2 separate regions of the Homo sapiens genome follow, and region 1 is linked to region 2. The links are chromatin contacts, found by Hi-C or POLR2A ChIA-PET in ENCODE. All regions are on one chromosome and are shown on one strand. The core of a region is the stretch at or near the end of the contact, and the rest is flanking DNA. Distances in the headings are between cores, read along the strand shown. Region 1 overlaps ABCC1 (ATP binding cassette subfamily C member 1 (ABCC1 blood group)). Region 2 overlaps CEP20 (centrosomal protein 20).

Region 1 (2,891 bases), core at 367-2,866, 220 kb before region 2:
CCCAAGAGGAGAAGAAAAGGTGACTTAGCCCAGATATCACCCTGGACCCTCCCAGGCTGGGATGGGGGCTCCTTCTCTGTGATTTCCCAGGCCCTCAAGCAGCCCTCCATCACTGCATTTAGCACTATGATACCCTTAATTGTTTGGCGTTTGTCTCTCCCATCAGACTGTGAGCTCTCAAGGGCATGAAGTGGGTCATATCCATTACTGTATCACCAGCACCTGGCACAGCAGGTGGCCAAGTGCAGTTACACAAGATGCACACTGCACAACTCAACGTGGGGGGCACCATTCCACACAGAGGCTCACGTACCAGGTGGCCTTGTGGCACACAGCAGGCACTCTGTACACACCCGACAGACAGATGGGCAGACTGACAAGTGTATAGTCAAGTCAAGAAGCAGAGCTGACTTCCCAATGCCAGAGGGGCCCCTCTCATAGGCAGGACTGACAAAGCTGCTTTCTAAAGCAGACCTGAGAGGGGGTGAAATCCACTCCTATTTTCTCCTAGTCTGAGGTATTTATCTGCAGTGTAAACATCCAAAGCCCTCCGGCCTACCCACTGCTTATGCAGGACATGCCTTGAACAGCCAAGGTGCGATTCATCCACTCATTTAACACATTTACTGAGTGTCTACTATGTGTCAGGCTCTTTTCTTAGTCCTGGGGATGGAGAGACAACCAAAAAGCCCTCAGAGCAGCCGGGCACGATGGCTCATGCCTGTAATCCCAGCACTTTGGGAGGCTGAGGCGGGTGGATCACTTGAGGTCCGGAGTTCAAGACCAGCCTGACCAATGTGGCACAACGCCGTCTCTACTAAAAATACAAAAATTAGCCGGGCGTGGTGGCAGGCATCCGTAATCCCAGCTACTTGGGAGGTTGCGGCAGGAGAATCACTTGGACCCAGGAGGTGGAGGTTGCAGTGAGCCGAGATTGCACCATTGCACTCCAGCCTGGGCAACAGCGTGAGACTCCCAAAACAAACAAAACAAAACAAAACAAACAAACAAAACCCTCAGATCTTAAATTCCAAAGGAAGAGATCAACAATAAATGAACAAGTAGATCCATAATTTACTCCAGGCAGCAATAAGTGCCACAAAGTAATCAAAGCAGGGAAGAAGAGGGACATGAAGGCTGGGGGCCAGGGTGGAGAATGCTATAAAGTAGCAAGAGTTCTTTCTTTTTTTTTTTAAAGCAAACACACGAAACTTGTAATTCAGTGACTGTCACTGAGTTCATGCAACCACCAGGTGTTGGGTTTTGGATGCTGTCAAGCCAGGTGCTGTTTCTACCCTTGACCCACGTACGTTAAGTGCTGCCCCGGGTCTGTGTATTCCGTTGCCAGTCCTCTCACTGTTTATTCCACCAACACTGCCTTTACTCAAGAAGGTTCTGGAACTCTGCTTGGGCAAGGTCCAGCAGGCCAGCCTCCCCGGAGGGAAGAATTCAACTCACAGCTTTATAGTCAACGCCTCATTTTTGACCAAAAACGGCATTCACTGGCTGCCTCACTGACCTCCTCCCCCAGCCTCGGCAGAGAAAGCTCTTCATCCTCAAAAGAGGAAGAAATCCGGCCTCTGAGGACAGCCAGAAGGAATGTGGGGGTCTGTCTGATGAACTCTCTCGGCAGCTGCTCTGTGCTGACAACTAATTTGTGTAACTTGGGGAGGTGCTTATGGCCCACTGTTAAGAAAAGAAATCAAAAGGTGGCAGGAGATGAGAAAACTCTAAGATATACTCTCAATCTTGTCAAGGGAGAAGGCCTAGGAAGGAAGGACAGGTGAAAAAGATGCCAAAGCTAACAACAGCTCCCCTTCTGGGCAGTGAGGGCAGAAAGATGTTCTTTCTCGGGAGTTTTTTTTTGTTTTTTTGTTTTTTTTTTGAGACAGTCTCGCTCTGTTACCCAGGCTAGAGTGCAGTGGCACAATCTTGGCTCACTGCAAGCTCTGCCCCCCGGATTCACGCTATTCTCCTGCCTCAGCCTCCTGACATTTCTGTATTTTTAGTAGAGATGGGGTTTCACCATGTTGGCGAGGCTGGTCTCGAACTCCTGCCCTCAGGTGATCCGCCTACCTTGGCCTCCCAAAGTCCTGGCATTACACATATGAGCCACCTTTTTTCCTGATTCTTTGTACTCTTTTGTAGTTTGCAAATGTCTACGATGAGCACATGTTGCTTTTATAATCATTAAGAAAAACTCGGTAAATACTTAAGAGGGAAAAATATTTGCCATGAGGTTAACAGATGGTTCAAGCAAGGTTTTGAAAAATGGCCACGGGCCAGGTGCCGCGACTCATGCTTATAATCCCAGCATTTGCATTTTGGGAGGTCAAGGTGGGAGGATCGCTTGAGCCCAGGAGTTCGAGACCAGCCTGGGCAACAGACTGATATCCCATCTCCATAAAAAAACATAAAAATATATAAATAAAATTTTTTAAAAGAGAAAAATGGCCACATTGTTGGAATAAAGATCCTTCTCCCAAGAGGACAAGGGAAGAATTCAGCAGTGTGAAGTCGGAGCACACAGGGTTTCTTGCTCGTGGTGCTTTGGATGTCCTGGCAAGGGGATTCCCTGTCACGGGGGGCAGGGTAAGGGGGAATTCGTCTTGAGTGCTGTAGGATGTTTAGCGACATCGCTGGCCTCTACCCTGCTTGCCTGCCAGGGGCAAACCCCACTCCAGTTTTGACATCCCAACATGTCTCCAAACATTGCCAACTGTCCCCAGGGTGGGGGCAATTTGCCCCTGATGGAAAACCACTGCTCTAGGTATTAGGTTCCTAAGAAAGAAACCAGAGTCATGAAGATGTGTTTTACCTTCCAGGTATGAAGGTTAATGAGCCATTTTTTTAAATCCCTTAAAAATTTGTTCCCCTAAGGGGCTTGAGGC
Region 2 (2,784 bases), core at 94-2,593:
CACGCCTGGCTAATTTTTTGTATTTTTAGTAGAGACGGTTTCACCGTGTTAGCCAGGATGGTCTCGATCTCCTGACCTCATGATCCTCCTGCCTCGGCCTCCCAAAGTGCTAGGATTACAGGTGTGAGCCATCGGCCCAAGACTTCAATTCTTTAAAAAAAAAAAAAAAGTAATATGGTACATCTACCAAATACTACATGTATGTGCCAGGGAGTCCTAAAGTAGTATTCCACAATCACATTAATATTTTCTTTCTCTTTTTTTTTTTTTTTGAGTGCAATGACATGATCTCAGCTCACTGCAACCTCTGCCTCTTGGGTTCAAGTGACTCTTCTGCCTCAGCCTCCTGAGTAGCTGGGATTACAGGAGCATGCCACCACACCCGGCTAATTTTGTATTTTTAGTAGATACGGGGTTTCTCCATGTTGGTCAGGCTGGTCTTGAACTCCCGACCTCAGGTGATCCTCCTGCCTTGGCCTCCCAAAGTGCTGGGATTACAGGCTTGAGCCACCACACCCAGCACATTAATGTTTTCACACAAAGTAAGATAAAGTCTGTAATAGCCTTGTTAATAGCCTTGTTAGGTCAACCCTTGCCATCTGATGATTTTTTGCCAGATATATGAAGAGAATCCAGTTTTCAGAATTTTGCATTTCAGAATTACAGGCAAGTTATTGTGAGGCCGCACTTTTCTTTATCTTTTTGAAACTTATTTTAAAAGATAAACCTTAATCCATGAATTTGCAAGTTGCCTCTCCCTTCTGCACTCAAGCGATCCTCTCACCTCAGCCTCCCAAGTAGCTGGGACCACAGGTGCATATTACCTTCTGTGGCTAATTTAAAATAAAATTGCTGTAGAGCTAGGGGACTCGCTATGTTGTTCAGGCTGTCTCAAACTCCTGTTTGAGGCCAGGCTGGCCCCCCAAAGTCCTGGGATTACAGGCCTGAGCCCCCATGTCCAACCCAAAATTTTAATCACAAGTACATTTTTTTGAATATTTATTTAAAAAATAAAACTTTTAACATTTAAAAATCATCTTGAACCAGTTAACACTTTGGGGAAGATTAAAGTAAACAAAGAGACCTGTTTTATATTACTAGGTGACGCTTTCATAAGAGTTGCGGCATCTTATTAAATAAAGAAACTTACTTTCCTGGTTTCCCTGTGGCATGGAAAAATTAGTGTGATATTATTCCAGAATTTGGTAGCTTAGAACAACAACATAGATTATTTGTGGAATATTCGGGGATTTGGGATTGGCTTAGTCACGTAAGTCTAGCTCAGGCTCCCCCTTGAGGTTGGAGTCAAGATGCCAGCCAGGGTTGTAGTCGGAAGCCTTGAATGTGGCTGAACTATCTGCTTCCAAACTCATAATGATATTGACAGGCGGCCTCAATTCCTTACTGCATGTAACTTTCCAGGGCTGCTGAAGTGTCCTGAGGCATCTGACTTCTCCCAAAGGCAGCAATCCAAGAGAGAAAGCAAGGAGGAAGCTGCAGGGCCATTACCACGTGGCCTCTGAAGTCAGCTTTGTGCCAGTTAGAAGTGAGTTCAGCTCACACTCAGAGGGCAATGAGATTCCATCTTTGGAAGGGAGCGTCGTACTGTAAACCATTATACCAGCTAGTAAATAGATACATATCTCAAAAAATAAATCCTCCCCACAAATATATACACCTACTATGTACCCACAAAAATTAAAAATAAAGATTAAATCCTTTTAATTGTGTTTTCAAATTTGAGATTGGAAACAAAGGAAAACATTTCCATTGTACCACTCTTGATTGTCAGCAGAGCAGCTTTCCTTGATGCAAGAGTACTAATATAAATTCCCAGGCAGCACACTGTAAGGAAAACAATATGGGATTTGGGGTTCAAGTGTAAACTTTGTTTACTATCTGGGGGAATCTCTAGCAAATCTCCTGGCTGTGGTTTTCTCCTTTATAAATTGCAGTTGATGATCTTGACATTACACGATGAGGATTAGATGAGAAGAGGTATACGTTCTGTAAACTATAAAGAAGATTTTAAAATAATAGGTAATGTAAATATTAATCTAAATAAATGTTAGCTACACAGGAGCTAACATTTATATACCATTTCATATGTGCCAGGCACAGTAAAAAACACTTGACATTTATTAACTCATTTAGTGCATAACAGCCCTATAAGGGAGGGACGGTGCTTATCCTAATTTATAAAGGAAGAAACATTTATGAGGCTGGAGAGGTTAAGAATCTTACACAGAGTCCCACAGCTAGCAAATGGCAAAGCCAGAATTTGAACTCAGGTCACCTGGCTCTCAGGACCTAAGACTTTTTCAGGGCAAGGACTTATTAATCAAGAGGTGTTTATTGAATACCTGTTGTGTATTAGATGGGGTTAGGTATTGGGAAATACTCTACTGGACTTTGGAGTTTAAAAGAGATTCCTGTGGATTGATAGAAATGATATTTCAGTGTAGATGAGGTTTAAGTTGTTAACATGTTTTCTCTGGGTTTTAAAATTGTCATGAAATTAAGTGGTACTCTTAAATTTAAAAGTATGAACAATTTGCATTTTGGATAATCATGCCGCTTTTTAAAGTCTAGTGAATCACTTGGTCTTTTTGATGTCAGAGGTTACCTTTTAAAGAATAAATGTTTTAAGCTTTTCCCGTTTATGCAGATTTATTAGCTTTTGGTTTTGTTTTGTTTTCTTCCTGCTATAGACCTCTTTTATATGGGATTTTAGCCCATTTCTTGCGTGGAACTAAGGATGGCATCCAGAATGCATTTCTGAAA

The links. A loop is a pair of places that touch in the nucleus more often than their neighbours do. ChIA-PET counts read pairs that join two places held with the same protein, here RNA polymerase II (POLR2A). Pooled maps may share reads with other maps.
Region 1: a loop to region 2 is called in a map of aorta, with 2.7 times the contacts of the local background. The contact joins two enhancer-like sites. A Hi-C loop is called at or near these places in 3 of 168 maps with a recorded cell type or tissue (aorta, astrocyte of the cerebellum and heart left ventricle) and 2 of 50 pooled maps. POLR2A ChIA-PET finds 5 or more read pairs at or near these places in 6 of 52 experiments (BJ, MCF 10A, OCI-LY7 and 3 more).

The regions. Positions count from the first base shown.
Region 1 is chr16:16,095,221-16,098,111 of GRCh38, reverse strand. The region is part of intron 19 of ABCC1 (ATP binding cassette subfamily C member 1 (ABCC1 blood group)); the gene reads right to left. Among named protein-coding and RNA genes, the nearest start is that of ABCC6, 130 kb to the left of the region's middle. Within about 2 kb of position 1,616, at least 16 of the 41 ENCODE cell types and tissues checked have a DNase peak (open chromatin) inside an H3K27ac peak, as active enhancers do.
Region 2 is chr16:15,873,555-15,876,338 of GRCh38, reverse strand. CEP20 (centrosomal protein 20) reads left to right here. Exons shown (of 5, transcript NM_144600.4): 4 at 2,712-2,784. Among named protein-coding and RNA genes, the nearest start is that of CEP20, 14 kb to the left of the region's middle. Within about 2 kb of position 1,343, at least 13 of the 41 ENCODE cell types and tissues checked have a DNase peak (open chromatin) inside an H3K27ac peak, as active enhancers do.